Regions from separate parts of the Homo sapiens genome. Here region 2 is linked to region 1. A link is an interaction called in ENCODE POLR2A ChIA-PET data of the cell type or tissue named here. Cell type or tissue: B cell. All regions are shown on one strand. Each heading gives the region's core, and the rest is flanking DNA. Links, peaks and the distances in the headings are about the cores only. Region 1 has its middle 25 kb from the start of ELOVL3. Region 2 overlaps GBF1 (golgi brefeldin A resistant guanine nucleotide exchange factor 1).

What was found. ChIA-PET counts read pairs that join two places held together with the same protein. Peaks named below come from ENCODE experiments on the same cell type or tissue, not always from the same donor. Only the 100,000 strongest peaks of a DNase experiment are listed, where the experiment ranks them.
Region 2: POLR2A ChIA-PET joins it to region 1 with 7 read pairs; 2 of 35 experiments call an interaction of 5 or more read pairs at or near these places.

Annotation. Positions count from the first base shown.
Region 1 is chr10:102,193,206-102,209,355 of GRCh38, reverse strand. No RefSeq gene overlaps it. Among named protein-coding and RNA genes, the nearest start is that of ELOVL3, 25 kb to the left of the region's middle. In B cell, for the core only: no CTCF peak of the experiment used is centred there; a DNase peak (open chromatin) is centred at 7,915; H3K27me3 peaks cover 226 bases.
Region 2 is chr10:102,336,456-102,352,605 of GRCh38, reverse strand. It overlaps GBF1 (golgi brefeldin A resistant guanine nucleotide exchange factor 1), which reads right to left. Exons shown (of 40, transcript NM_001377137.1): 4 at 8,424-8,555; 5 at 1,232-1,350; 6 at 655-763; 7 at 88-148. It overlaps LOC107984263 (a long non-coding RNA gene), which reads left to right and starts at 1,290. Exons shown (of 2, transcript XR_001747574.3): 1 at 1,290-1,404; 2 at 5,047-5,392. In B cell, for the core only: no CTCF peak of the experiment used is centred there; no DNase peak of the experiment used is centred there.

The sequences.
Region 1 (16,150 bases), core at 5,419-9,418:
AACTTACGCCTCCCAGGTTCAAGCGATTCTCCTGTCTCAGCCTCCTGAGTAGCTGGGACTACATGCATGCGCCACCATGCCCGGCTAATTTTCTATTTTTAGTAGAGACGGGGTTTCTCCATGTTGGTCAGGCTGGTCTCGAACTCCCGACCAGGTGATCCGCCTGCCTCGGCCTCCCAAAGTGCTGGGATTACAGGCGTGAGCCACCATGCCCAGCTCGTATTTATTATATGAGCATATTGGTACTTTTTAAATCTAGTAATAATAATAATAGCTAACATTTATTGAGTTTTGCCTTTAAATAAAAAAAAAAAAAGGAGACTGTATTTTACTGGCCACATCCATTCGAGAGCTTGGCATGAAAGCCTGGGCTGAAACAGCTGGCAGGCCTCAGATGATGGGTCCTGGGCCCAAGAGATAAGGATCATGTTATGGGAGTTACACACCAATCAGGGTTTTATGGATTGAATCCAAGGGAAATAAACCAGGCAGGAATCCAGGGTTTCCAGTGTGACCCGGGAAAATCTCAAATGTGTGGGTCACTCCTCTACCACAGACACCCTGCCTCCTGGCAGAGATGTAGGTTTGATATGTGTAGCTGGGAGAGCCAGAGTGGGAGAGAGGCCTTTGGGGAAAACAAGGAAAGTGGGGAAGTAGTATGGAGGAGATAAGTGAGGCAGGGCCTGTAATGGAGAAATATACTCTTTTTGCTCCATACGTGGCTTCAGGGAGGGAACAGGTTCAGGAGGACAGCTGATGGATGTAACAGGGTATTGCTTCAAAAACCCTGAAGTCGGCACACATCCACAGCTGGGTGTTCCCATTTATCTCAGGATCACTGGTTTGGAGGTTGAGCCATTATAAGTCACTGTCTGGATCCTGACACTTCACCCAGTTGATTAGACCTGTTTTCTGGGATCATTTCCAAGAACCTCTATTTCCACTGTTTCTCGGGACACTTGAGTATTCTGAGTCTTCTGTGGAAACTAGCCAAACACTTCCAACCTCTCTCATACTTGAAGAAGAGTCAATTCTGTCCCCAACATAGGAAAACAGACGAATTAGTGCATTAAGTACCTGCTATCAGCCACTTTGCAAATTGAGCCTATACTGGACTTCACTATGATTACTTGCTATGAGTGTGAATCTTGTGTTTTTTCTAAGCTATGTGTCTTGTCTCCCCCAGTTTATGAGAACTTTTCTGAGAGCCAGGGGCCAAGTTTGCCAAACCATCCAAACTACCAAAACCTCAAGGCTCTACCTCCACATAGATTTAGTGCTCTCTCTCCATCCTAGTCTAAGGCAGGAAATAGACAGCACGGTCAAACTGGGTAATTTGATGAAAGCTTAATAAAGGAATTATTAAACTAATAAACTCATGTAGGAAAACACACAAAGGAAAACACACAAATGGACCGTGCTGTCTACCCCCTGCCTTAGACTAGTTGGGGCCATTTTTCCCCTAGGAGGAATGGCGGAGGGAGCCATTACTATTTTATTATTATTATTATTATTTTCTGACACAGATTTTCGCTCTTGTCACCCAGGCTGGAGTACAGTGGCATGATCTTGGCTCACTGCAACTTCTGCCTCCCGGGTTCAAGCGACCCTTCTGCCCCAGCCTCCCAAGTAGCTGGGATTACAGGTGCCGGCCACCAGGCCTGGCTAATTTTTTTTGTATTTTCAGTAGAGACGGAGTTTCATCATGTTGGCCAGCTGGTCTCAAACTCCTGACTTCAGATGATCCACCCACCTCGGCCTCCCAAAGTGCAGGGATTACAGGCTTGGGCCACCGCGCCCGGCCAAGCCATTACTATTAATACAATACAGAGACAGAGCTTTGTGGAGAAGGCTGCCTGACAGGAGCTGTGACCTTTGGTCAAGGGATACAGCAGCCCACAGCAACCTGAAGATTGGGAGCCAGGGGACTACCCTGCTGTCACTTTCCTCTCACTCTTGGATCACTTGCCAGTGCTCCACATTGGTCAAATTCAACCAGAAGCCAGAGGGCCTAAGAATCTGCTAATCAGTCAACACAGGTCAGCATCCTGGAGCACAAAGCAAGGAAGAGGGCAGTGTGCACCTGGAAGGACAAACAGAAGATGATCTTTAGCCTGGATTACTTCAGTAACCTTAACCTAGAGTCTAGTTTCTTTTTTTTTTTTTTTGAAACGGAGTCTCGCTCTGTCGCCCAGGCTGGAGTGCAGTGGTGCAATCTCGGCTCAGTGCAAGCTCCACCTCCCGGGTTAACGCCATTCTCCTGCCTCAGCCTCCCGAGTAGCTGGGACTACAGGCGCCCGCCACCACGCCTGGCTAATTTTTTGTATTTTTAGTAGAGACGGGGTTTCACCGTGTTAGCCAGGATGGTCTCAATCTCCTGAACTCGTGATCCACCTGCCTTGGCCTCCCAAAGTGCTGGGATTACAGGTGTGAGCCACTGTGCCCGGCTAGTCTTGTTTCTTTACAGCTGCCAAAGTGTCTTTGTTTTGTGTGATGAAAATGTATAACATAAAATTTGCCATTTTAACCATTCTTTTTTTTTTTTTTTTTTTTTTGAGACGGAGCCTAGCACTGTCGCCCAGGCTGGAGTGCAGCGGCACGATCTCGGCGCAATGCAACCTCTGCCTCCCAGGTTCACGCCATTCTCCTGCCTCAGCCTCTCTAGTAGCTGGGACTACAGGCACCCACCACCACGCCTGGCTAACTTTTTTTGTATTTTTAGTAGAGACGGTGTTTCACCATGTTAGCCAGGATGGTCTCGATCTCCTGACCTCGTAATCCACTTGCCTCGGCCTCCCAAAGTGCTGGGACTACAAGCATGAGCCACCATGCCTGGCCCCTTTTAACCATTCTTTTTTTTGTTGTTTTTTTAAATTATATTTTAAGTTTTAGGGTACATGTGCACATTAACCATTCTTAAGTGGCATTAATTACATTCATAATGTACAACCATCACTACTGACTAGTTCCAAAACTTTTTCATCACTCCAAACAGAAATTCTGTACTTGTGAGGCAACAGCTAACCATTGCACCTTCCCTCTGGCTCCTGGTAAGCTCTCATCCACTTTCTGTCTGTATTAATTTGCCTATTCTAGGCATTTCTTTTTTTTTTTTTTTTTTTTTTGAGACGGAGTTTCACTCTTGTTGCCCAGGCTAGAGTGCAATCGCGTGATCTCAGCTCAGTGCAGCCTCCACCTCTGGGTTCAAGTGATTCTCCTGCCTCAGGCTTCCCAAGTAGCTGGGATTACAGGCGCCTGCCACCACACCTGGCTAATTTTTGTATTTTTAGTAGAAACGGGGTTTCACCATGTTGGCCAGGCTGATCTCGAACTCCTGACCTCAGGTGATCCACCCGGCTTGGCCTCCCAAAGTGCTGGGATTACAGGCATGAGCCACCACGCCTGGCCTTTTTTTCTTTTTTTTTTTTGAGACAAGGTCTCACTCTTGTCACCCTGGCTGTAGTGCAGTGGCACACCTCACTGCAGCCTCAACCAGCCAGGCTCAAGCGATCCTCCCACCTCAGCCTCTTGAGTATCTGGGATTACAGGTGTGGACCACCACTAATTTTATTTTATTTTTATTTTTATTTTTTTAGATAGAGTTTCACTCTTGTTGCCCAGGGTGGAGTCAACGGCACGATCTTAGCTCACTGTAACCTCCACCTCCTGGGTTCAAGTGATTCTCCTGCCTCAGCCTCCTGAGTAGCTGAGATTACAGGCATGCACCACCATGCCCAGCTAATTTTTATATTTTTAGTAGAGACAGGGTTTCACCATGTTGATCAGGCTGTTATCAAACTCCTGAGTTCAGGTGATCTGCCTGCCTTGGCCTCCCAAAGTGCTGGGATTACAGATGTAAGCCACTGCATCTGGCCTAAGGTTTGTTAATTTTGTTGAACATTTTTTTTTTTTTTTGAGACAGAGTCCCTCTCTGTCGCCAGGCTGGAGTGCAGTGGCACTATCTTGGCTCACTGCAACCTCCACCTCCCGGGTTCAAGTGATTCTCCTGCCTCACCCTCCCAAGTAGCTGGGACTACAGGCACACACCACCATGCCCAGCTAATTTTTGTATTTTTAGTGGAGATGGGGTTTCACCATATTGGCTAGGATGGTCTCAATCTCTTGACCTCGTGATCCGCCCACCTCAGCCTCCCAAAGTGCTGGGATTACAGGCGTGAGCCATCGAGCCCAGCCTTTTGTTGATCTTTTCAAACAAACAACTTTTGGTTTTTATTGATTCTCTCTATTGTTTTCTCTATTTCTTATTTCATTTATCTCTGCTCTAGTCTTCATTTCTTTCTTTCTGCTACCATTTGTTTTTCTTTTTCTACTTCCTTAGATTGTAAAGTGTGGTTGTAGATTCAACATCTTTCTCCCTTTTTCTTTTTTTTTAAATTTTTTATTGATATATAATATTTGTACATTTTTATGGGGTGCATGTGGTATTTTGTTATATGCATAGCATATGTAATGATCAAGTCAGGGCATTTAGGGTATATGCCATTGTGAAAAAACATTTAAATGGTTCATTTTCAGGGCATGATAAATCTATGTACTAGCAGCCACCCTGCAGATGTGACAAACTGAATGGCTCATGCACCTAGAAAATCATCATAAGAGAACAAGATGTAGAAGAAGGGTCAGCCCATAAAAGGTGAGAAAGTTTCATTATTGGGAAGTTGAAACATAGGCAGGGAAGGGGACCAGAGTATAACCTTATAAGGGGATAATGAAACTTAGGTGACGTCTGGGAAGATTGTAACCCTGTAGTACTCAACCAGTAAGGAACTGGGGGAAAGACTTGCATGCTAGGAGATAAATTACCTGCTGTAACTGCCCCAGGTGTGCCTGCCTACCAGACATCTGATCTTGCAAGATTGCCATTAAAAGTCTTGCTTCTGCTGCACTTCCTGTCTCTGAGTCCATTATTTGATTTTGGACAGGTGAGCGTTTCTCACAAACTTGGGGGCTCATCCAGGATCTCTGTGCCTGCATGGAATGGGACTCCAGCCAAGAGGGGAGACACATCTCACCCAATTTTAGGTGGCCCGCTCTGTGCAGGTGTCCCAGCTCCCCACATAGGCCATAGACAAACCTGAGATTGTTATTCAGCAGGCAGCAGAGGTGACATAGGGAGAAAAGCAGACACTATGGCAACCAGGCAACCTTGTGCATGAGCCAAGGTAGGAAAACCAGACTGTAAGTACCACCTTGGTGGTTGGGCATTTTTGGAGGTTGAGTGTGTGTGACTGAGACATACCCTAGATACGAAGCAAGCACGGAGTCCCAATCCACAGTTCCGTTCTCCTGCGAGGGAATCGGCAGGAAACAGATGAAGCGATTCTCAGGGTGTGCAAGAAACCTCCAGTAGGAGGGTTGAGTACATAGGGAAAGGCCCAGACACAGAGACTGGCCAAAAATGGGAAACAGAAATTCTAGGCCTAGGGACAAAGGAAAGAGGGAGCCAAAGAGACTCCCTCTGACATTCCCCCAGATAGTCCTTTGGGGTGAATGAATGTTGCAGGTTTGGAGGGACAACCCTGCAGCCAGGGACAAGGAAAAGCAAAAGTTGATAAAGTATTGCTGTTTTACCTGACCCAAAGACCCCATTCATAAGCCTTCAGTCTTTTGGCCTAAGGTTGGCTCAGATGAGGATTGGGTGTGCCAAGCTTTAATTCTCTATGTGAATGATAAAACCCCATCTGCACAGGAGAAGATAGGTTATGCTGTCTGTGGGATCAAGGAATTAGCCCCCATGTTCCCCCCTCAAAGAAGAAGAAAAAGAGCCTAGTAAAAAGCCCTTGCCCAGTGAAAAGCCCTGGGACCCCCTATCATGGGAGCCCCCTCCATATGTCTCACAAAATAGGGGACAGGGAGATCAAGGGGCAGCAGGAGAGTTAGAGAAAGAAAGACCTGGAGACCATGGGGGAGCTGAACCAACTGCTCCTTTAGACCCTTATCCAAATTTAAGAAAAGAATTAGAATAATGTAAAAGAGATATTGAGAACTTCCCTATCCCCTCCAAACAGCAAACATCTAGCATGTTCCCTCTTAGGGAAGTTCCCACAGGACAGAAAGAGATTGGCTTTGTAAACGCTCCTCTTACAAGTACTGAAGTTAGGAATTTCAAGAAGGTAATGAAACCACTCCTAGAGGATCCCCTTCATTTAGCAGACAAGTTGTACCAATTCCTAGGACCAGCTTTTATACCTGGACTGAAATAATGCCTATCATGAATATCTTATTCACAGGAGAAGAAAGAGGAATGATTAGGAGGGTGGCAATGACCATCTGGAAGAGGCAACATCCTCCGAGGAAAGGAGTCTTGCCAGCCAAACAAAAAATTTCCAAATGTCAATCCCGAATGGGATAATAATGATCCCAGGGACCAGGCCCAAATGCAGGACCTCAGGGAACTAATAATTAAAGGGATCAAATAATTGACTTCTAGGACACAAAATGTCTCAAATGTCTCAAAGATTCAACAAGAAAAAGAGGAAACTCCCTCTGCATTCCTGCAGAGGCTCAGAGATCAGATGAGAAAATACTCTGGATTAGATCTGGAGGCCCCAGTAGGGCAAGGCCTTTTGAATGTTAACTTTGTAACTAAGAGCTAGCCTGACATTACAAAAAAATTACAGAAGATTGATGGTTGGAATGAAAAATCAATTGAGGAATTACTGAGGGAAGCTCAAAAAGATCTTTGTGAGAAGAGAAGAGGAGAAACAGAAACAAAAAGCGAAAATAATGGTTTCCACTGCAGAGGAGGTAGTCAGGAAGAAGTTAGATCAAGACCCCTCTCAGAGGAGACAAGAAAATACTAGGTTTCAGCAAAAAGACAGAAGAGAAATACAAGGAAAAACTCCTAAGACTGTAAGTGGATGTTACAAGTGTGGAAAACCAGGACATTTTAAAAGAGAATGTCCAGAATGGAAAAAGGAAGAGAAGTAATCCACTGTATGACTTTTGATGAAGATTAGGGAGTCAGGGGTTCCTTGTAAGTAGGTCCCACCAGGAACTCTTGATAAATTTGAGGGTGGGACCCGATGGGGAAGAAGTAACATTTTTGCTTGATACTGGGCTGTCTCTCTCCTTCCTAATTAATCAACCAAGGGGTACAGGACTCGAAGGAAAAATTGACAGTATCAGGGGTAAAAGGGGAGGGATTTCAGGTTCTGATATTCAAGAAAATGGTAATTAGATTAGGACCAGAACAAATAGAGGGGTCACTCTTATATGTTCCTGAAGCAGGCAACTAACCTCCTGAGTTGAGACCTGATTGTGAGATTGGGTTTAGGATTAGGAATAGAGGAAGGACAAATAAAAGTAATGATGGGCCTCCTAACAGAGGAGCAGGAAAGAAAAGATGTCCCCTAGACTTTAGGAGTAGGGATCTCTTTGCCTTTGAATGGGAAAATCCCATAACTGGCAGAAAACAACAGTACTGCTGGACTGTGCTGCCACAAGGCTTCACAGATGCCTCAAACTTATTTGGTCAAATCTTAGAAAAAGTCCTGAAGGAATTCCAACCTTCCAGGGGAAACCAGTTATTACAATATGTAGATGATCTTTTAATTTCTAGGGAGAGGAAGACCAAAGTATCAGAAACCACCATAAGCTTGCTTAATTCCCTAGGAGAAAGGGGGTTGCAAATCTCTAAGAACAAATTGCAGTTTGTAGAAAAATAAGTTAAATATTTAGGATACCTGATTAATGAAGGGAGGTGGAGAATAAACCCAGAAAGAATACCAGGAATAGTGGGCTTCTGCCTAAGACAAAGAAAGAACTCTGAAAATTTTTAGGTTTAACTGGCTACTGGAGGTTATGGATTGACTCATGTGCTCAAAAGACAAAGATCCTGTATCTCAAGTCACAAGAAGAGGAACCTGATCCTTTGCAGTAGTCCCCAGAGGAAATTCAGGCAGTGAAAGTGAGAGGTGACAGCGTGCTGGCAGCCCTCGCAGCCCTCGCTGGCTCTCAGCACCTCCTCGGCCTCACTGGCCGTGCTTGAGGAGCCCTTCAGCCTGCAGCTGCACTATGGGAGCCCCTCTCTGGGCTGGCCGAGGCCGAAGCCAGCTCCCTCTGCTTGCAGGGAGGTGTGGAGGGAGAGGCATGGGCGGGAACCGGGGCTGCATGTGGCACTCACGGGCCAGGGCGAGTTCCAGGTGGGCACAGGCTTGGCAGGCCCCGCACTCCGAGCGGCCGGCCAGCGCCGCCGGCCCCAGGCAGTGAGGGGCTTAGCACCTGGGCCAGCAGCTGCAGAGGGGGCGCCGGGTCCCCCAGCACTGCTAGCCCGCCTGTGCCATGCTCAAATTCTCTCTGGGCCTCAGCCGCCTCCCCGCAAGGCAGGGCTCAGGAATGGCAGCCCGTCATGCCCGAGCCCCCACCCTGCAGTAGTCTCCCGCATGGCCTGAGCCTCCCCGACAGGTGCCACCCCCTGCTCCACAGTGCCTGGTCCCATCGACCGCCCAAGGGCTGAGGAATGCAGGCGTACACCCGCTGCCCCGGCGAGGGATCCACTAGGCAAAGCCAGCTGGGCTCCTGAGTCGGGTGGGGACTTGGAGAACTTTTATGTCTAGCAGGAGGATTGTATATGCACCAATCAGCACTCTGTGTCTGGCTCAGAGTTCGTGGATGCACCAATTAGCACTCTGTATCTAGCTAATCTGGTGGGGACTTGGAGAACTTTTACATCTAGCTAAAGGATTGTAAACGCACGAATCAGCACTCTGTGTCTAGCTAAAGGTTTGTAAATGCACCAATCAGTGCTCTGTACCTACCTAATCTGGTGGGGACTTGGAGAACTTTTATGTCTAGCTAGAGGATTGTAAATGCGCCAATCAGTACCCTGTGTCTAGCTAATCTGGTGGGGACTTGGAGAATCTTTATGTCTAGCTAAGGGATTGTAAATACACCAATCAGGACTCTGTGCCTAGCTCAAGGTTTGTAAACACACCAATCAGCACCCTGTGTCTAGCTAATCTGGTGGGGACTTGGAGAATCTTTATGTCTAGCTAAGGGATTGTAAATACACCAATAGCACTCTGTGTCTAGCTCAAGGTTTGTAAACACACCAGTCAGCACCCTGTGTCTAGCTCAAGGTTTGTAAATGCACCAACCAGTGCTCTGTGGGGACTTGGAGAACTTTTGTGTCTAGCTCAGGGATTGTAAACACACCAATCAGCACCCTGTCAAAATGCACCAATCAGCAGGATGTAGGTGGGGCCAGATAAGGAAATAAAAGCAGGCTGCCCCAGCCAGCAGTGGCAACCTGCTCGGGTCTCCTTTCACACTGTGGAGGCTTTGTTCTTTTGCTCTTTGCAATAAATCTTGCTGCTGCTCACTCTTTGGGTCCGCACTGCCTTTGTGAACTGTAACACTCACTGTGAAGGTCTGCAGCTTCACTCCTGAGCCAGCGAGACCACGAACCCACCAGAAGGAAGAAACTCCAAACACATCCAAACATCAGAATGAACAAACTCCAGACACTCTGGCTTTAAGAACTATAACACTCACCGCAAGGGTCTGCGGCTTCATTCTTGAAGTCAGTGAAATCAAGAACCCACCAATTCCAGACACAAAAGAGCTAAAGCAGGCCCTCCTTACAGCCCCGGTCCTGGCCCTCCCATCTTTAGAGAAACCATTCCATCTATTTGTAACAGTAGACCAGGGTGTGGCTCTTGGGGTGCTCACTCAAACCTGGGGAGGGAAGAGGCAACCTGTTGCTTTTGTCTCCAAGCTTCTCAATCCTGTCTCTTGAGGATAGCCCAAATGTGTGCAAGTAGTAGCTGCCACAGCCCTGCTGGCAGATGAGAGTCAAAAGTTAACCTTTGCTGGGGCCTAACAGTGAGCACCCCACATCGGGTCAGGAATATATTAAATCAAAAAGCCAAGAGATGGTTAATGGATTCTTGGATTCTAAAATATGAAGCCATGTTACTAGAAAAAGATGATTTGGTCATAACAACAGATACTTGCCTGAATCCAGCCAGTTTCTTATGGAAAGGAGAGAAGAACAAAGAGGCATCAGTCCATAACTGCCTTAGATATCATAGAATACCAAATCAAAGTTAGCCCAGACCTTAGAGAAGCTCCCCTACATGGTAGGATAAGCCTGTTTGTGGATGTGTCATCCAGAGTGATAGATGCCAAGAAACATAACAGTCATGCTGTCATTAATAAAAATAAACACTCCTTATGTGAGGAAGGTAGATTACCTAATGGCTGGTCAGCCCAAACTTGTGAATTATATGCTCTTAACCAGGCCATAAAGCTCCTTGAAGGCCAAGAAGGCACTATATATACTGATTCTAAATATGCCTATGGGGTGGTACACAGTTTTGGAAAAATCTGGACAGAGCAGGGCCTAATAAATAGCAAGGGAAAAGAATTGGTACTTGGGGAACTGGTCAGACAGGTTTTAGAAACCTCCTTCTTCCAGCAGAAGTAACCATAGTTCATATAAATGGTCATCAGACAGGCTGGGCGTGGTGGCTCACACCTGTAATCCCAGTACTTTGGGAGGCCGAGGTGGGTGGATCACCTGAGGTCAGGAGTTCGAGACCAGCCTGGCCAACATGGCAAAACTCTGTCTCTACTAAAAATACAAAAATTAGCCAGGCTTGGTGGCAGGTGTCTGTAATCCCAGCTACTCAGGAGACTGAGGCAGGAGAATCACTTGAACCTGGGAGGTGGAGGTTGCAGTGAGCTGAGATCACGCCATTGCACTTCAGCCTGGGAGACAAGAGAGAGACTCCATCTCAAAAATAAATAAATAAATAAATAAATAAATAAAAATAAAAGTAAATGGTCATCAGAAAGGAAACACTATAGAAGCTGCAGAAAACAGGCTTGCAGATGAAACTGCTAAGCAAGCCTCCCTGGAGAAAGAAATTAGACTATTTAGCCTGATCCCAGACATCCCTAAGGTAGTATGAAGACCCCAGCTTACCAGAGAGAAGAAAGAAGAATTAGACAGGATAGAGGGTCACTCGAACTAAAGATGGGAAATGGGTACTTCCTGATGGGAGAGAAATGATAAGTAAACCCCTGATGACAGAACTAATGTCTATATTACGCAAAGGGAGTCATTGGGAACCCCAGGCTCTGTGTGATGGAATACCTAGGAATAACTGGATCCACACCCTCACTAAACAAATATGTGGAAGTTGTGTAACTTGTCAAAGGACAAACAAAAAGGTAATTAGAAAACAGGCCACAGGAGGAAGACCTCCCAGACTGAGACCATTCCAGAGCATTCAAGTAGATTTCACAGAAATGCCTGAAGTAGGAAAACTAAAGTATTTGCTGGTGATAGCAGATTACCTTTCCAGCAGGGTGGAAGCCTTTCCCCTTCCAACAGCTACTGCCACGAATGTGATCAAAATAATCTTAGAGCAGATTATACCCCGATTTGGCTTGGTAGAAAATACTGATTCAGACAATGGGAGCCATTTTACCTCAAGGGTATTAAGGGGAATTACGGAAGGTTTACAAATTACATGGGATTATCACACCCTTTGGCATCCCCCTTCCTCTGGAAACGTAGAAAGAATGAATCAAACTCTCAAAAAGCATATTACCAAACTAATCTTAAAAACTAAAATTCGGCTGGGCACGGTGGTTCATGCCTGTAATCCCAGCACTTTGGGAAGCCGAGGCAGGTGGATCACAAGGTCAGGAAATTGAGACCATCCTGGCTAACACGGTGAAACCCTATCTCTACTAAAAAATACAAAAAATTAGCCACGCGTGGTGGCGGGCGCCTGTAGTCCCAGCTACTTGGGAGACTGAGGCAGGAGTATGGCGTGAACCCAGGAGGCGGAGCTTGCAGTGAGCCGAGATAGCGCCAATGCACTCCAGCCTTGGCGACAGAGTGAGACTCCATCTCAAAAACAAAAAAAAAAAACTAAACTAAACTAAAATTCCTTGGACCAAATGTCTTCCAGTAGCACTCCTTAGGGTAAGGACAGCCCCCAAAAACAGACTTGGGACTGTCCCCATATGAGTTATTATACAGACTCCAATATTTGGGCAGGGCTACAGATCTTCCTACTATGAAAACCAAGGACCAATTCTTAAGAAATTATATACTGGCCATATACTCCACCTTGTCATCCCTTAGGTTAAAAGGACTTCTAACTCAAACCCTGCCTCTTGAGTTCACAGTTCACCACTTCCAATCCAATGACTTGGTGCTGATTAAGACTTGGAAAGAAGATATGCTCCAACCCAGCTGGGAAGTTCCCTATCAAGTGCTCCTGACCACCAAGACAGCTGTATGAAAAGCTGAACGGGGGTGGACTCACTATACATGAGTCAAGAGACTGGTAAAAGAAACCCCAGAAGGGAGGAAGAAAGACCAGTGGAAAGTGTATCAGTTACCCGAGAAATCTTTAAAGTTGAGTCTGAAAAAAAACTTAACAAAGAAGACCATGGGAAGGCCCTACTTTTGGAAATTAATGTGGTTGGGATGGCTTACTATACAAAGGGTGGAAGGTCAAAATGGAAATTGGCAGGAGACCCCTTCCTACCCGATCAAATTGGTGATTAATGTGACTAGAACAATAGCACCCCAAACTATAGTTTGATGCCTGCCAAATTTTATCCTGTAGAAGTTTAGAAAACCAGAGGCAGCTTTCACAGGCAGATAAGTATATCTCTGCCCTGAACCAGACAAAGGCTACCGTAGGGCAAGTCCCTGACCTAGCTGGGATGATGTTTGCTGGACCACCAAATACCAGGGTTGGACTGTCAATATGGGGTGGGTAACCCCATCTTGGAGGGCCCTAAATAATAAAATACAACTGTCCAAGGGCTCCCCACCAAATAATTGTCAGAATCTACAATGTAATGCTATACTCATCTTTATTGACAACCCAGTCATTTTAAACCAAAAGCCAGAGGTAGCATCTTGAGTATATGAGTTAGGGGCAGATATTATTGGGAGGGATCCTTTAGGTAGATTTATCCTCAAGTTAGTCGAGAACTCAACCTCTCATTTGCCTGGGACCACTCCAACTCCAGACCCCAACAAACACTCTAGTTCACCCAACAATAATCCTAAAAGAATAGAAATAATTGAAGGATTTAAGGCAAACCTTAGAAATTGGGACGGGGGCCATGTGCGGTGGCTCACACCTGTAATCCCAGCACTTTGGGAGGCTAAGGCGGGTGGATCACCTGAGGCCCGGAGTTTGAGACCAGCCTGGCCAACATGGCGAAAACCCGTCCCTATTAAAAATACAAAAATTAGCCTGGCATGGTGGCATGTGCCTGTAATCCCAGCTACTAGTGGGGCTGAGGCAGGAGAATAGCTTGAACCTGGGAGGCGGAGGTTGCAGTGAGCCGTGATTGTGCCACTGCACTCCAGCCTGGGCAACAGAGTGAGACTCTATCTCAAAAAAAAGAAAGGAAAGAAGGAAAGAAAAGAAAGAAAAAGGAAGGACAGAAGGAAGGAAGGAAGGAAGGAAAGAAGGGGGAAAAAGGCAAAAGAAATTGAGACAGGGTAAGCAGATGTGAATGCCTGGGTCAAATAGGTCAAATTTTTGGTACAAGCCCTCAACAAGAGTAACTGCTACATGTGTGCTGCAGGATGACCACAAGCACAGGTGGTTCCGTTTCCCCTAGGACGGGATACCAATCCTGAAGGAATGCATTGCATGTTGGCTCTATACCAGGACAAGAATGCATGGGGAGATGAGACTTGTAAGAGTCTGTCATTACTCTTTCCTGCATTGCAGAGGTCGGATCCCACAGCAATCCCCTCATTCTCTATAGGGAGTATGAACCACTCCTCTTGTCTCTCCAGGCAGGAGGCTGAGTTCAATAAGTCCATGGGAGAACTCTTGACTTGTACCCACATCCTAAACGTCACTGGTGAGTCAGGCAATGGCAATTACTCAGTTCTCCATATACCCTGGGCTGATGTCTGGTGGTACTGTGGGAAGAGGAACCTCCATAACCTGTTACGGTCCAATTGGACCGGTACTTGTGCTTTAGTCCAACTGGCTGTTCCCTTTACCCTGGCATTCCATAAGATACCTGAAAATTCACATGGCCACCAAAACCGGAGACATTTAACAAATTCCTTTAATCCCAATATCTACATTGACACAGTGAGTCCCCAGGGGGGTGCCTAATTAATTCAAGGCCCAAAACCAAATAGCTGTGGGGTTTGAGTCAGCACTCTTCTGCTGGTCAACTATTAACAAAAAAGTAGATTGGATTAATTACATCTATTATAATCAACAGACATTCATTATACTCAAGATGCCCTCAAGGGGGTGGCTAGCCAGTTAGATGCCACCAGCCTAGGAAAACAGGTTTGCATTAGATATGATATTAGCAGAAAAAGGAGGTGTATGTGTTATGCTAGGTGGAAAATGTTGTACTTTCATTCCCAATAATACTGCCCCAGATAGAACTATCACAAAGGCATTACAAGGGCTAACAACCCTAGCCAACAAACTGGCAGAAAATGCTGGGATTGATGACCCATTTATAGACTGGCTAGAAAGATGGTTTAAAAAATGGAAAGGTGGGCCAGGCCCGGTGGCTCACACGTGTAATCCCAGCACTTTGGGAGGCCGAGGCGGGTGGATCACGAGGTCAGGCGATCAAGACCATCCTGCCTAACATGGTGAAACCCCGTCTCTACTAAAAATACAAAAAAATTAGCAGGGCGTGGTGGCAGGTGCCTGTAGTCCCAGCTACTCGGGAGGCTGAGGAGAGGAGGAGCTACTCAGGAAGAGAATGGCTTGAACCCGGGAGGCAGAGCTTGCAGTGAGCCGAGATCGCGTCACTGCACTTCAGCCTGGGCGACTGAATGAGACTCTGTCTCAAAAAAAAAAAAAAAAAAAAATGGAAAGGTGGCTGGGCATGGTGGCTCACGCCTATAATCCCAGCACTTTGGGAGGCCGAGTGGGGCGGATCATAAGTTCAGAAGTTTGAGACCAGCCTGGCCAATATGATGAAACTCTGTCTCTATTAAAAATACAAAAATTAGCCAGGCATGGTGGTGTGTGCCTGTAGACCCAGGTACTTGGAAGGCTGAGGCAGGAGAATCGCTTGAACCTGGGAGGCAGAGATTGCAATGAGCTGAGTTTGCACCACTGCACTCCAGCCTGGGCTACAGTGAAACTTCATCTCAAAAAAAAAAAAAAAAAAAAAAAAAGGAAAGGCATGGTACATGGTAGCTTCAATCCTTACATCTCTCATAATTGTAGCAGAAGTCTTAGCAGTGGGATGTTGTATTATCCTTTGTGTGAGGGGACTAGCACAGAGATTAACTGAAACATCTATTTTTTCTTTTCTTTTTTTTTTTGGAGTCTCCTTCTATCGCCCAGGCTGGAGTGCAGTAGCACGATCTCAGCTCACTGCAACCTCTGCCTCTCGGGTTCAAGCAATTCTCCTGCCTCAGCCTCTGGAGTAGCTACGATTACAGGTGTGCACCACCATGCCAGGCTGATTTTTGTATTTTTAGTAGAGATGGGGTGCTGTTATGTTGGCCTGACCTCAAGTGATCCGCCTGCCTCAGCCTCCCAAAGTGCTGGGATTACAGGCATGAGCCACCGCGCCCGGCCTGAAACAGCTATTAATAAACAAATGCCCATGATTTACCAGAAAAATAACCTACTACTATTAGAAACCAAATTAAACTCACTCTCCTATGAGGAAGAAAGTAAATGACTTCTAGAGCAATTTCAGGACCAAAAGGGTTTAGATAAAAATGAGACTGAGGAAAGTAAATAGAAAAGAGGAGGGAATTTGTGAGAGAATATTTTAAATGGTCTATTTTCAAGGCATGATAAATCTGTGTACTGGCAGCCAGCCTGCAGATGTGACAAACCGAACAACTCATGCACCTAGAAAGTCACGATAAGAGAACAGAATGTAGAGGAGGGGTCAGCCCATAAAAGGGAAGAAAGTTTCATTATTGGGAAATTGAAACTTAAGTGAGGAAGGGGACTGGGGTATAACCTTATAAGGGGATAATGAAACTTAGGCGATGTCCGGGAAGATTGTAACCCCATAGTACTAGACCAACGAGGAGCTGGGGGAGGGCCTTGCGTGCTAGGAGATAAATTACCTGTTGTAACTGCCCCGGGTATGCCTGCCTACCGGACACCTGATCTTGCAAGACCGCCAT
Region 2 (16,150 bases), core at 7,909-11,908, 140 kb before region 1:
TGGCCAGGTCCCTGACGTGGCTGTGTGGAAGCAGGCAGACTCAAGAGGCCTGGGCAGCCGGGCTGAAGCAAACAGCAGCAGGTTTACCTTGTGAAGAGCAGCTGCACCATGTCTACGAGAGTGTGCTCTGCGGATTTTCTCAATAACTCTGCACAGGCAAAAACAAATAACACAGGTGTCATTACTTGCTGTGCTATTATCAAGAGGGTTCTCAGAGCAGACTCCCCTCCAAACCTTGTTTACCAAGGATTATGCCAAACTTATTAAAACCAGCTCCAGCTCAGCCTGGCAGCCAGAACTTCACTGGCCCACTAGGTGGCACTACTGAGTCAGGGAAAAAAGGGGAGGTATAGATGTGTTCTAGGGGGTTGCAGGTTGGTGTCAATCCCAGAAACCCCAAGAGAGGGTGATTTGGTGCCTGGGCTAAGTCAATCTGGGATCCATCCCAACTCCTGCCCTGGCATAATGGGCTGAGGTCTCTATTCTAGCTTCACAATAGCCAAGTACAGACATTTCTTCTAGACCCCTATGATCGCATGAGATAGATGATGGAGAAGTCCTGAATTTTCCATCTCTCTGGGAAGACAGCCTCCTGTATTCATACTCAGACACTGGCCCCAGGAATGGTGAAGGGGCTAATATCCAAGCACCTACCACTGAGCCTCATTTCAAAGCAGATCCGGAAGCAAGACTGCATAATCTCACACACAGATTCATTGGTTAGGTGGGCACCCACTGGGGTTAGCAGCAGAGTCCGTAGAACCTATCAGGAAGAAAAAGGAATTACTGTGATAAACAAGGTACTGAGAGGTACTCAAGGGTAAGAGAGAGGGGTTAGCAAGAATGCTGACCTCACCTCAGCTTGGTAGAGAGGTCTCCAAGAAGCTTGTCCTTGGAATTGTTTCTTCACTTTTTATGACCCTGACATATTTCAGAACTGATTCTAGCCCTAGCCCATGAGCCCAAGAGATGGACGGCACAAATACAGTCGGCCAGAGGTACAAGTGTATTTAAGGCTTCTGGTATTTGACATCACTTCATATAAAGCTTTTACTGATTTTCCTTAGAAAAAGCTTTTACTTTGGGTACCCCAGCTGCTTGTCTGGAAACAAAGTAGCTCCCCTAAGCCCCAGTGGAGTCAAAACACAGTTTCATGCTGTGGGCAGAGTAAGTAGAGTCTGCGGCACCAGCCCCTGGCCATTAGCCTAATTGCTATTTCCCTCTCGCTTACCTGAAGGATTTTCATCAGGACAACTTCATCACTGGCAGGATCCGTGCCCACAAAACGAGCATGGGTGACAGCATCTGCCATGTTCTCCATGCCCTCTGCTGTGCCCTCATGGGTGGGATCTGCTCCAGCGAAAAAGGAAAGATTAAGTGATGTGGAGAGGAGAGAGATAAAAGGTAAGGCAGCCTGTCTAGCTTTGAGAGACAGTTTTTCCTCTTCAGTTCCCTAACCCGTGGCTCCTTGAGCTACCTGAGAATTTTTGCCCACAACTGATTTTTTTTTTTTTTTTTTGAGACAGAGTCTCACTTTGTGGCCCAGGCTGGAGTGCAATGACGTGATCTCAGCTTACTGCAACCTCCGCCTCTTGGGTTCAAGCGATTTTCCTGCCTTAGCCTCCCGAGTAGCTGGCATTACAGGCGCCCACCACCATGCCCAGCTAATTTTTTTTGTACTTTTAGTAGAGATGGGGTTTTGCCATGTTGGCTAGGCTGGTCTTGAACTCCTGACCTCAGGTGATCCACCTGCCTCGGCCTCCCAAAGTGCTGGGATTACAGATGTGAGCCACTGCACCCGGCCCCATAACTGGTTTTAATGAGCTCCTCAACACAAAATCCACTGGGTAAAACTGTGGTTCTCAATTGCTGGACCCATACCACAAAGTTTTGATTTTGTATGCCCAGAGTGGGGCCTGAGAATTTGTGTTTCTAACAAGACCCCAGTTGAAGTTAAACACCACCGAGCAGGGGACCATACTCTGGGAATCACTAGTATAAATCTACTAATTTCATAGACGAGGGGCCTGGAAACAAGAGTTTTTGACTCAGAACAAGAACCAGGTAGGGCCAAAGCTTGTGGCCTTTTCTCCTTTCATCTTTCAACACAGCTTCTCTCTCTGGTTGCTTTTGGAGTTTTGTGTTCAGGCGCAACTGAATTAGGGGAGCAGGAGGAGGAAATGAACACTCACTGCCGCCAATACTCATATCTGAGTGCCACATTACAGCAGATTGAAGACTTTTTTTTTTTTTTTGGAGATGGAGTTTCGCTCTTGTTGGCAGGCTGGAGTGCTATGGTGAGATCCTGGCTCACTGCAACCTCCGTCTCCTAGGTTCAAGCGATTCTCCTGCCTGAGGCTTCCCGAGTAGCTGGGATTACAGGCATGCGCCGCCACGCCTGGCTAATTTTGTATTTTTAGTAGAGACAGGGTTTCTCCATGTTGGTCAGGCTGGTCTCGAACTCCCGACCTCAGGTATCTGCCAGCCTCGGCCTCCCAAAGTGCTGGGATTACAGGTGTGAGCTACCATGCCTGGCCCAAAGACCTCTTCTTTAGTTTCATTCTTATTTAAAATAATATGACGACGAGCAAGAATCCTGTTTCCAGCTTAACAGGCATTAGGAGAGAAAAAAGATAAACTAAACAGGACTGGAGGCTGACTAGCTGGGGGGTAGGCAGGAGGGAGAATTTCAGCTGTACAGAATAAGAGGGGAGAAGCTAGAGGTCAGACAACCGGCACCACGCTGGAAATGAACACAAATGCTATTAAGCAGGGAACTCAGCTCCCATTCATGTATTAAATAGCCACGAGAAATAGCCAAATAAGTTGTCACCATCAAGGGTCTTGCCTAGCTCCTGCCCTAGGTCTGCTCTGAAGGATCCTTTCCAGAGCTGTTTAGTTCTAAAGGGGGAGCCTAAGTAGGGGGAAAGGGCAGGCATATGAAAAAGCTTTGTGAGTGACAGAGAAAGTTGCTCCAGAGGTGGCATGGTGTAATGCAGGAACACCCCCTAATTTTAGTCACAGGAATTATAAGATTGTTGTTATTTTTTCTCTCTCTTTCTTTTGAATTGAGACAGAGTCTCACTCTGTCATCCAGGCCAGATGGAGTCCAGTGGCATGATCTCGGATCACTGCAACCTCTGCCTCCTGGGTTCAAGCAATTCTCCTGCCTCAGCCTCCTGAGTAGCTGGGATTACAGGTGCCTGCCACCACACCCAGCAATTTTTGTATTTTTAGTAGAGATGGGGTTTCACCATGTTGGCCAGGCTGGTCACAAACTCCTGACCTCAGGTGATTCACCCACCTTGGCCTCCCAAAGTACTGGGATTACAGGCTTGGGCCACTGTGCCCAGCCCATTTTCTCTTTCTTGGTACCTGAAATCAGAGAGTTCCTGAGCCTAAAGCTCAGGGGATGGCTGAGAACCTAAACTTTTTTTTTTCTTTTTTTGTTTTTAAATAGACAGGGTCTTGCTCTATCGCCCAGGCTGGGGTGCAGTGGTGCAATCATGGCTCACTGCTGCCTCGACCTCTGGGGCTCAAGTGATCCTCCTACCTAAGCCTCCTTAGTAGCTAGGACTACAGATGTGTGCTAACATGCCAGGAGAATTTTTGTATTTTTTATAGACATGGGGTTTCCCCATATTGTCCAGGCTGGTCTTGAACTCCTGGGCTCAAGTGATCTGCCTGCCTGGACCCCCAAAGTGCTGGGATTACAGGTGTGAGCCACTGTGCCTGGCCCCCAAACATTTCTCTTGCAATGATAAGCCAGAAGTCTTTTACTAATTGTGAATGTTTCCTCTTTTTCTTCTGTCCTCATTAGCCTCCGACACCACATCAAGACTTTCTTTGTCCTATTTACAGTGTCCTTCTACTCAGCACTGGGAGTAGTTACTTTAGAGGTCATGCAGAAGGAAGCCAGTTTCATGACATATAATAAAATGGGGTGACCCAGCTCCTCCTATCACACCACCTCTCCACGTTTCTCCCGATCAGCACAAAAAAATCCCATACTCTCAGGGCCTCTATCTCATAGCCCTGCCTGACAGTCCCTACCCAGGCCACCAGGGCCCACATAGGAAACCCAGGTCCTTCTCAGTGTTGTGTAGCATTTCAGAGATAAGTGAATAGTAGCCTTGTTCCCATCTCACAAGGCTCCTGGGGATCCATTTCTTCCTCTCTTTCAGTAATCTCTCTTGTTAAGGTGTCTTTTAAATTATTACTTTGAATCAGACACTCCTTCCATCCCCCAACCAGAATAGATTCAGAGAGACTCCATTAATGGGGTTTAAGCTCTACTGATCTCTTTGTAGTTCTTGTCCCCTGAGGTTGAATGAAGTAGCAAAGTTAATTTTCTAAACAGGCAGTTATGGGCTGGGCACGGTGGCTCATGCCTGTAATCCCAGCATTTTGGGAGGCTGAGGTGGGCAGATTGCCGGAGCTCAGGAGTTCGAGACCAGCCTGGCCAATACAGCGAGACCCCATCTCTACTAAAAATACAAAAATTAGCCGGGCGTGGTGGTGCATGCCTGTGGTCCCAGCTACTTGGGAGGCTGAGGCATGAGAATTGCTTGAACTCAGGAAATGGAGGTTGCAGTGAGCCAAGATCACACCAGTGCACTCCAACCTGGGCAACAGAGCGAACTGTCTCAATAAAAACCAATAAAAAATAAAAATAAAAAGGCAGACTAGAGTGACAGGTCTTTGACAAGAACCATAGGCAAGGCTTGCTAGCAACCCATGAAATCCATGGCACAAAAATTCTGGTCTGGCAGCTGTATGGGGCCAAACAAAAGGCTAGTCCTTGGAGGATCTAAAATAATCCCTGAAACCTTGGATCATAGGAGCAAGAGACAGGAGTTTTCTTCTAGAAGAGCAGCCTAAACCCTTCTTTAAAATGTCCTCCTCTTCTGGCTACTCTGGAACCAACTTCAGGGAAATCTGCCAATCCCATCTCCTTTGCTTTCTTGGCTTTCATACACTCCTTCCTGCTCCTTTTCTCATGCCCACTGCAATAACCACCTCCAGCATTCTCCTTTCCCACCACAGGAAACTCCAATGACCAGGTGGCCTGAGGTCTCCAATGACCAGCCTGTCTGCCAAGTCCAGGAAGAGGAAAGAGTAACACCAACAAGACAGCAGAGGGAAAAGGCACAGCAGCGGCAGCCACTGGAGGCTGTGAAGAAAGATGACCTGCAGGTGGTGCTCAGGGCAAGGCTGGAAGTGGCTGGGCCTGATTTTGTTTAGGAAAAGTATGAAGCTGGGACTAGGGTGTCGGAGAGGCTGATGCACCTGTTCAGAAGCTAGTTGGTACCCAGGATTCCTGCTCAGGATCCTGAATGCATCAGCTAAGCAAATCCAACATTTCTAGAATAAAGGGTTTTCTTGCTCTGAACTGAAGACTATTTTCTTTTCTGGCTAGCTAAAGCCTGAGCCTTATCTTTTCTTGTCTCCCTGCTTAAGAAACAAAGACAGCTGCCTGTTTTCTATATTCTTCATCCTTGTACATGGGCTGCCAATCAGGGAAAATGAATTCCCAAATTGAGTGTCAAGACCAACTAAAAAAGAAATCCAAAGAAAGACACCATGAAGAAATTTAGAGATAAACTACAGATTAAGGGAAATATTTGGCCTAGATTAGGAGCAAATAATTGTAATGCTATGAAAGGCAATGGGTTAATATTCCTACCATACAAAGAACTCCTACAAATTGACATGAAAAACAAACCCAACTCAATTAAAAAAAGAAGTGAAGGACAGGAAATTCAAATGTTCAGCCTCCAGGAAATAAAAGCAACAAAAGGCTGAGTGCAATGGCTCACATCCGTAATCCTAGCACTTTGGGAGGCCAAGGTGGTGGATTTCTTGAGCTCAGGAGTTCAAGACCAGCCTGGGCAACATGGAGAAACTCCACTTCTACTAAAAGTACAAAAACTAGCTGGGTGTGGTGGCGTGTGCCTATAGTCCCAGCTACTTGGGAGGCGGAGGTGGGAGGATCACCTGAGCCCGAAGGTCAAGGCTGCAGTGAGCCGTGATTGTGCCACTGCACTCCAGTCTGGGTGACAGAGCAAGACCCTGTCTCAAAAAATAAAAACAAAATATCATTTTTTACTTACCAAGTTGGCACAAATAAAACTGATAATATTCAGTGCTGATGACAGGGTAAGGAAGTAGAAATTCTCAATCACTGCTGGTGGAAGTATAAATGATGTAACCTTTTGGGGAAGCAACCTGGTAATAGCTATAAAAATGCAATATGCACGTGGTCTTTAATCCAGAAATTCCAAGTTCAGAAATCTTTCATACAAGAGTAAAATTAGCAATAAGGGGCCGGGCATGGTGGCTCATGCCTATAATCCCAGCACTTTGGGAAGCCGAGGCGGGTGGATCACAAGGTCAGGAGTTTGAGACCAGCCTGGCCAATATGGTGAAACCCTGTCTCTACTAAAAATACAAAAATTAGCCGGGCGTGGTGGCACAAAATGGTGAAACCCCGTCTCTACTAAAAATAAAAATTAAAAAAATTATTAATAAGGACATGTGATCAAGGATGCTTATATTAGCATTATTTATGACTTCAATAGGAAACAATCTTAAATATTAAGAATGAGCACATGAATTGTGTTATATCTATATTACACTATGGAAATTATAGAGCTAGTAAAAAAAATCATACAAGGGGCTGAGGGGAGAGAGAAATGGGGAGTTATTGGTTAATGTTAACTCCCCATTATGTTAAGTTTCTATTTGGGGTAATAAAAATGTTTGGGAAATAGATGGTGGTGACGGCTGCACAACATTGTGAGTGTAATTAATGCCAATGAATTGTAAACTGAAACTGATGGAAATAGCAAGTTTTATATATATTTTCTACAATATAAAAGAATAAATCAGATGAATAGTTATATCATGTACATTTAAGTTAATACTATCTGCTTTTTTTTTTTTTTTTTTTTTTTTTTGAGACGGAGTCTTGCTCTGTCACCCAGGCTGGAGTGCAATGGTGTGATCTTGGCTCACTGTAACTTCCGCCTCCCGGGTTCAAGTGATTCTCCTGCCTCAGCCTCCTGAGTAGCTGGGATTACAGGCACGTACCACCCTGCCTGGCTAATTTTTGTATTTTTAGTAGAGATGGGGTTTCACCATGTTAGGCTGGTCTCAAACTCCTGACCTCATGATCCGTCCGCCTCGGCCTCAAAAAGTGCTGGGATTACAGGCATGAGCCACTGTGCCTGGTCAAGTTAATACCATTAAATGAAAAAAGAAAATATGTAGCACATAATCCTATTTTTATTTCATTTTATTCTATTCTTTTTTTTTTTTTTTTGAGACAGAGTCTCGCTCTGTTGCTCAGGTTAGAGTACAGTGGCGCGATCTCTGCTCTCTGCAAACTCCGCCTCCCGGGTTCAAGCGATTCACCTGCCTCAGCCTCCCCAGTAGCTGGGGTTACAGAAGCCCGCCACCACGCCTGGCTAATATTTGTATTTTTAGTAGATACGGGGTTTCACCATGTTGGCCAGGCTGGTCTCAAACTCCTGACCTCGTGATCCACCCGCCTTGGCCACCCAAAGTGCTAGGCTTACAGGCGTGAGCCACCGCACCCGGCCTTATTTCATTTTAAAAAGGAATGGTACTTCATTTATAAAGACATAGAAAAACATAAAGATTCAAACTAGGCTGTTCACACTATTTGCCTAAAGAAGGAGGAGGAACATTGAGAAAGTACAGGAAGGACAATTAACTTTTCTTTTGAACATCTCTATTGTCTGTCTTCTTATAATGTGCATGCATTATGTTTGAAAAAATAACTTTAAAAATAAACCTAACCAGGCCAGGCACAGTGGCTCACACCTGTAATCCCAGCACTTTGGGAGGCCAAGGCGGGCAGATCATGAGGTCAGGAGATCGAAACCATCCTGGCTAACATGGTGAAACCCCGTCTTTACTAAAAATACAAAAAATTAGCTGGGCGTGGTGGTGGGCGCCTGTAGTCCCAGCTCCTCGGGAGGCTGAGGCAGGAGACTGGCATGAACCCGGGAGGTGGAGCTTGCAGTGAGCCGAGATCACACCACTGCACTCCAGCCTGGGCGACAGAGTGAGACTCCATCTCTAACTAAACAAACAAACAAACAAACAAACAAACCTAACCAAACTTCCAAGAGTAAGGTACCATACCCTTAACTCTTTCCAAAGCATAGAGAAGCCAGAGTGCCAAGGAAAACTTCTTCTCTTGCCCTTCCCACCCTGTACAACGTGAGTCAGCTAGCATGATGAATAACCAACAACAATCCTATTTCTCTTCTACAAGAAAAGAGGTGACTGGAAAAAATTTCCCACTATCACCAGCTCATTGCCTAAGGCCTGGGCACCCCAGGAAAGGTGGGAAATGAAGTGCTGTGGTCATGCAACAAAGCCTGAGCTCTTACCTATGAGTGCATAGGACAGGAACTTGTTGACAGAGGTGAGTGCCAGTCCAGTGATAGGGCCAGTGGTATCTTCAGAGCGAATCACTTCCAGAAAAGGTCGAAGGAATACATTGGGCTCAATTTCTGAGAGTTCTGCAAGAAAATACACAGAAATGAAGAGGTATCATCTAAGAGAAAACTAAACCCTGGAAAAAGTTTCTTGTTTGTGCCATGAGGCTAGAGGTCTTTGTTGTTGGGTCAATCTTCTTCCCTCTGGATTACCTTGAATCAAATCCCAGACACTGTATCATTTTATCTGTAAAATTTTCAGCATGTAGATCTAAAAGATTAGGAATCTTAAAAAAAGAACAAAAACACAATATTATCTTTTTTTTTTTTTTTTTGTCAGACAGAGTCCTGCTTTGGAGTGCAGTGGCATGATCTCAGCTCACTGCAAACCTCCACCTCCAGGGCTCAAGCCCCTCAGCCTCCTCAGTAGCTGGGACTATAGGCGTCTGTCACCATGCCCGGCTAATTTTGTATTTTTAGTAGAGATGGGGTTACACCATGTTGCCCAGGTTGGTCTCGAACTCCTGAGCTCAAGCAATTGTCCCTGCCTTGCCCTCCCAAAGAGCTAGGATTACAGGCGCGAGCCACCGTGCCTGGCCCACAATATTATGCTTAAAGAGTTAACAAACAGTTAAAATGGTAAATTTTGCATTATATGTATTTTATCACAATTTTTAAAAATTAACAATAATTTTTCAATATCATCAAATATTGTGAGTCAATTTTCCATGCCCATTTCACCACCCTCCCCTGTGATATAAATAGGTAACGTCATCTTGGGTAGAGCCAATGCGACCCTTAGGTCCCAAGGTGGGCTCCTGTCTTTATGTCCTTTGCTGTTATGGTCAGGGTCACTTCTCTTAGAGAAAGAGTGCAGCATATTCCAGGAGGGTGAGAGGAAACTCTGAGGTTTATAATCCCTTGCTGAGAAAAAAGTTTAACAAGAACAAAAGGCTGAGCAGTCTCTTAGTCATGGAGGCAGTCTGTAATCTTGGAAGTTCGTAACCACTGTCCGGCCTGTTTCCTGCCTAGAGTTAGCAGAGAACTAACTGCTCTGAGATGAAGGGGCAATTGATAATCTTTATTTTACAGATGAGAAAAGGCTCAGATAAGATACATGATTAGTCCCAAATCACACAACTAATATGCAGAGCTGGGATTTGAACCCAGCCTATGTGGTTTTAAAACTTGTAAAACCCCTTCATCTATTCTACCTAAATAGATGAAATTTTACTCCTGAATTTAGAAGATTCCATTCTAGGTCAAAGAATACTACACTGTACTTACTCCCTACCTTACTCTGACCAGAATTTAAATTTGTTTTTCTAGATTGTGCTGTGCTTTCATCTTTCAGAGACCAGCTCCCTAAAAGGCTTCCTAAAGAGACCAAAAGTGTTTAGGGATGTGATCTAGGCTGCCCCACCTTTAGAGACAAAAGGAAGCAGGGTTTCCTAAGCACCTTCATTTTCATGCAAATATAGGGAGCTGCCTACTCAGTTCCTACCACCCCCACTCCTCCCTGGGTAAACATTCCCTGGGCCCGGCTGCTCCTCAGATTAACGCTTTAATTAATTGGCAGATTGGGTAGCATTTTCCAAGCTTGTCTGTACAGTGATCACATCAGCTGTAAAAAAAACCTGCTTCTCTTCCCCTACTACCCCCACCTAGAGATGTAAAATTTACAGAAAAAACCTAGAGAAGAACGTGTGTGTGTGTCTGTGTGTGAGTGTGTGTGTGTGTGTGTGCGTGTGTGTGAAAAACTGAAATACATAACGTACTTTTAAAAAGCACATAAAAGGGCCGGGCACGGTGGCTCATGCCTGTAATCCTAGCACTTTGGGAGGCCGAGGCGGGCGCATCACGAGGTCAGGAGATCGAGACCATCCTGGCTAACATGGTGAAACCTGGTCTCTACTAAAAATACAAAAAAATTAGCTGGGTGTGGTGGTGGGCACCTGTAGTCCCAGCTACTCGGGAGGCTGAGGCAGGAGAATGGTGTGAACCCAGGAGGCAGAGCTTTCAGTGAGCTGAGGTCACGCCACTGCACTCCAGCCTGGGTGACAGAACAAGACTCCGACTCAAAAAAAAAAAAAAAAGTACATAAAAAAATGTAAAGTCATCTAGTCTTGCTGCTTTAGGAGCATGAATTATGTACAATTTGGTTTGTTATCTTAAAAGTGGTCATGAGGTATATTTGACATATAAAAGTCTAGAGGAAAAAAATCTTTGAGAATCGGGACAGGTACAGATTTTCTGTGATTTCATTTAGTTGCTACAACTATATACTTGCTTCATGTCTTCCTTCACGGTAAAAGAGTAGGGCAGTTTTATATATGGGGTCCACACTTCTAGGGTGATGTGCATTCAGCCTCTTTTTGCTAATTTGGTAAAATTAATTCTTTTCTTTAAATGAATGATTTATACAGCATGTAATTTTACAGCCAATTTTCAGACTGGCTTCCTTCATTCAACATGATGACTGAAATTTTTCCAAGCTATTGCATATATCAATAGCTTGTTTCTTTTTACTGCTGAGTAGTATTCATTGCCTGTATGTATCAGTTTCTTTATCCATTCACTGGTTGAAGGACATGTGGGATCTCCAGTTTGGGGCAATTATGAATGGAGCTGCTATAAACATTTGTGTATCAGTGTTTGTGTGAACACAGGTTTCCACTTCTTTAGGGTAAGTACCCAGGGGTAGGATTCCTGGGTCAAAAGGTAAAGGTGTGGTTAGCTTTACTGTCAAACTCTTTTCCAATGTCATTTTATCACTTTGTATTCCCACTAGCAATAAGAATTCTAGTTTCTCCACATCCTCTTCAGTACTTTGTATTTCAGTGTTTTTACTTAAGCGATTCAAGTATGTATGTAATAGTAGCTCCATGTGGTTTAAATTTGCATTTCTCTAATGACTAATTATGTTGAACATCTTTTCATGTGCTTATTTGCCGTCTGTATATCCTTTTGGGTGACATGTCTGCTCAAGTCTTTTATCCATTATTAAACTAAATTGTTTTCTTACTATTGAGTTTGGAGACTTCTTTATTCTGAATTCAAGTCCTTCAGTAGTGATACAGTTATTTCTAAGTATTTTCTCCCAGTCTTAAGCTTATTTTTTCATTCCCTTAACATCTTTCATAGAACAGACACTTTTACTCTTGATGAAGTCCAACTTATTAATATTTTATGGATTGTGTTTTGGTTTAATGTCTAAATTGACTCTGCCTAATTCCAAGTCACAAAGATTTCCACCCTCCCATTTTCTCCTAAAATGTTTACAGATTTATGTTTTTCACCTATGATCTATTTTCAGTTAATTTTTGCATAAGGTGTGAGGTTTAGATTGAGGCTCATTTTTCCTTTGCCTAAGAATTTCCTACTGTTTCCAACATATCTCATTAAGTTGTCTTTGCACCTTTGTCAAAAATAAATTGACCAGGTTGGGCACTGGTCCCAGCACTTTGGAAGACTGAGGTGGGTGGATCCCTTGAGTCTAGGAGTTCGAGACCAGCCTGGGCAACATAGTGAGATCATCTCTACAGAAAATAATTAAAAAAACGGCCAGGCGTGGTGGCTCACGCCTGTAATCCCAGCACTTTGGGAGGCCGAGGCAGGCGGATCACAAGGTCAGGAGATCGAGACCATCCTGGCTAACACGGTGAAACCCCGTCTCTACTAAAAATACAAAAAATTAGCCAGGCGTGGTGGCGGGAGCCTGTAGTCCCAGCTACTCAGGAAGGCTGAGGCAGGAGAATGGCGTGAACCTGGGAGGCAGAGCTTGCAGTGAGCGGAGATCGTGCCACTGCACTCCAGCCTGGGCAACACAGCGAGACTCTGTCTCAAAAAAAAAAAAAAAAAAAAAAAGGCATGGACCAGGAGCAGTGGCTCATGCCTCATGCCTATAATCCCAGCACTTTGGGAGGCTGAGGTGGGTGGATCACCTGAGGTCAGGAGTTCAAGACCAGCCTGGCAAACATGGTGAAACCCCATCTCTACCAAAAAATACAAAAATTAGTGGGGCATGGTGGCGCGCACCTGTAGTCCCAGCTACTGGGGAGGCTGAGGTGAAAGAATATCTTGAACCCAGGAGGTAGAGGCTGCAGTGAGCTGAGATCGTGCCACTGCACTCCAGCCTGGGTGACAAAGTGAGATCCTGTCTCAAAAAAAAAAAAAAAAAATTAACCAGGTATGATGGCATGTGCCTGTAGTCCCAGCGACTCAGGAGGCTGAGGTGAGAGGATTGCTTGAGCCTGGGAGGCTGAGGCTGCAGTGAACTGTGATCATACCACTGCACTCCAGCCTGGGGTGACAGAGTAAGACCCTGTTCCAAAAAATAAAAATTAAATTGGCCATATTTTTGTGAGTCTCTTCTGGGTTCTGTTCTGTTTCATTGATCTATGTGTCTAAGTCTGACAACACGACACTGTGTTAATTATTATAAATATATACTAAGTCTTTTTTTTTTTGAGACGGAGTCTTGCTCTGTTACCCAGGCTAGAGTGCAGTGGCTCGATCTTGGCTCACTGCAACCTTGCCTCCTGGGTTCAAGCGATTCTCCTGCCTCAGCCTCCTGAGTAGCTGGGACTACAGGAACGTGCCACCACGCCCAGTTAATTTTTTTGTACTTTTAGTAGAGACGGGGTTTCACCATGTTGGCCAGGATGGTCTCGATCTCTTGACCCTGTGATCTGTCCGCCTCAGCCTCCCAAAGTGCTGGCATTACAGGCATAAGCCACTGTGCCCTGCCGATATATACTAAGTCTTTTTTTGAGACAGAGTCTCGCTCTGTCACCCAGGCTGGAGTGCAGTGGCATGATCTCGGCTCACTGCAACCTCTACCTCCCGGGTTCAAGTGATTCTCATGCCTCAGCCTCCTGAGTAGTTGGGATTACAGGCACACACCACCTCGTCTGGCTAATTTTTGTATTTTTAGTATAGACGAGATTTTGCCATGTTGGCCAGGCTGGTCTTGAACTCCTGACCTCAGGTGATCCACCCGTCTCGGCCTTCCAAAGTGCTGGGATTATAGGCGTGAGCCACCATGCCCGGCTTATACTAAGTCTTAATAACAGTGGTGTGATTCCTCCAACTTCATTTTTTTTTCCAATATCATTCAGTGTTCCAATTCCTTTGCCTTTCCATTTCAATTTAAGACAAACTTGCCTTGTTGGAAGTTTGAAAGGAATTGCATTGAGTCTATAGATCAATTTGGGGAGACATGATATCTTTGCTATGTTGTGCCTACCAATTCATGAACTTGGTATGTCTCTCCATTATTCAGATCTTCTTGGTTTCTCTCATCACTGTACTGATGAGCGCCACCACGCCCAGCTAATTTTGTATTTTTAGTAGAGACGGGGTATCTCCATGTTTGTCAGGCTGGTCTCAAACTCCCAACCTCAGGTAATCCGCCTGCCTTGGCCTACCAAAGTGCTGGGATTACAGGTGTAAGCCACCGCACCCAGCCGAGGCTCTGTGTGTAACCCTCACACAGCATACAATTCAGTCAATGGACTAGTCTCACTCCTATCAATAGCCAGATATATGATACCCAAGACCTTCATCTGTCAAATTAGATAGTTGAAATCGGCTGGGCGCAGTGGCTCACACCTCTAATCCCAGCACTTTGGGAGGCCGAGGTGAGTGGATCACTTGAGGTCACGAGTTTCAGATCAGCCTGGCCAACATAGTGAAACCATGTCTCTAATAAAAATACAAAAAAAATTAGCCTGGTGTGGTGGCACGTGCCTGTAATCTCAGCTACTTTGGAGGCTGAGGCATGAGAATTGCTTCAACCTGGGAGGCAGAGGCTACAGTGAGCCGAGACTGCACCACTGCACTCCAGCCTGGGTGACAGAAGGAGACTCTGTCTCAAAAAAAAAAAAAAAAAAAAAGAAGAAGGTTGTTGGAATCTATGACTGCTAAGATATGTTCATTCCAGTACTTTCATTTGGTAAGTCAGTGCTTTATAGAAACCTACTGATGAAAAACTAGAAGGGTTAAACTTTTTAATGAGCCCACCAGGAACCTTCATTATCATGTCACTTCCCTACCTCTTCCAAAAAAGAGAATCATGATATATAAAGTTAACTTTCCTTAAAGAGTTTTGTCTAGGGAGAACAAGAGTTTTGCTCTCTAGGTTCAACTGTTGATTGCCAGGAGCATAAGAGAAGCTCTAACAGGAGCAACTCTGCAACAAGTGGGGTTGGGGGCAAGTTGAACTCCTAGTGGGGCATCACTAGTAAGGATATTTCTTTCTTTCTTTCTTTCTTTTTGAGACAGAGTCTTGCTCTGTCACCCAGGCTGGAGTGCAGTGGTGTGATCTCGGTTCACTGCAACCTCTGCCTCCTGGGTTCAAGCGATTCTCCTGCCTCAGCCTCCCAGGTAGCTGGGATTACAGGCATGTACCACCAGGCCCAGCTAATTTTTATATTTTTAGTAGAGATGGGGTTTCTTCATGTTGGCCAGGCTGGTCTCAAACTGCACTCCTGACCTCAGGTGGTCCACCTGTCTCAGCCTCCCAAAGTGCTGTGATTACAGGCGTGAGTCTCCACGTCCAGCCTTTAGTAAGGATATTTCTAATTTAAGGGGTAACTTTTTGTAAACATGTAATTTAAAAACAAACAAATTTGAATTTATAATCCTGGTGAGATGTTCAGATGGTTATCTAGAATAGTGCTTGTCAAATTATCTGTGATGAAGAGCAGTTTTTTCTTCTTTATGTCAATCCACTGCAGACCCATAGTTTTTTTTTTTTTTTTTGAGGCGGAGTCTCGCTCTGTCGCCCAGGCTGGAGTGCAGTGGCGAGATCTTGGCTCACTGCAAGCTCCCCCACGCACCATTCTTCCACCTCAGCCCCCCGAGTACCTGGGACTACAGGCGCCCACCACCATGCCCGGCTAACTTTTTGTATTTTTAGTAGAGATGGGGTTTCGCCGCGTTAGCCAGGATGGTCTCGACCTCCTGACCTCGTGATCCGCCCACCTCGGCCTCCCAAAGTGCTGGGATTACAGACGTGAGCCACCTCGCCCAGCCCGTGCAGACCCATAGTTTTATAAAATACAGTTAATTACTAGAAAAATTTTAAAAACATAAAGTCCAATTTTTTTATTACTAGAATCAACATACATGTAACTACTGTCACATTGTTATAAAATTTTTAAAATACTTTCAACTTCTGTATATATCTCTTTGTGTATAAGCAGCAGTTTGTAGGCTGCATCAGTTTTCTAGGGAACTGTTACTCAGAGATTAAACCATACCCTACAAAAATAAGTCATAATTTTTGACTGTTCAGGAAAATCCTCCAAATCCTAGGATATTACAGCTAAAATAGGGCCTGAAAATAATTTATAATGAGGTAACTGAGATTTAGGGAAGTTAAGTAATTTGTACAAGGCCAGTTAGTATTGGAACCAGGACTAGAAGCTAAGGGCTCTAGGTAGAATCATGGGCTTTCGTGGACGATTCAAATCCCAGTTCTGCAACTTAATAGCTATGTGACTTTAATTACTTAAGTGTTCTGGGTCTCTAATTTTATTACTTGTAAATGGGTATTAGATAATTTAAATAAATTACATTTAAAATAAATAATAATAGCAACTAACATTCACTGAGCGTATACTATGTGCCAGGCATGGTATTAAGCAATTTACACACTATCTCATTTGATGCAT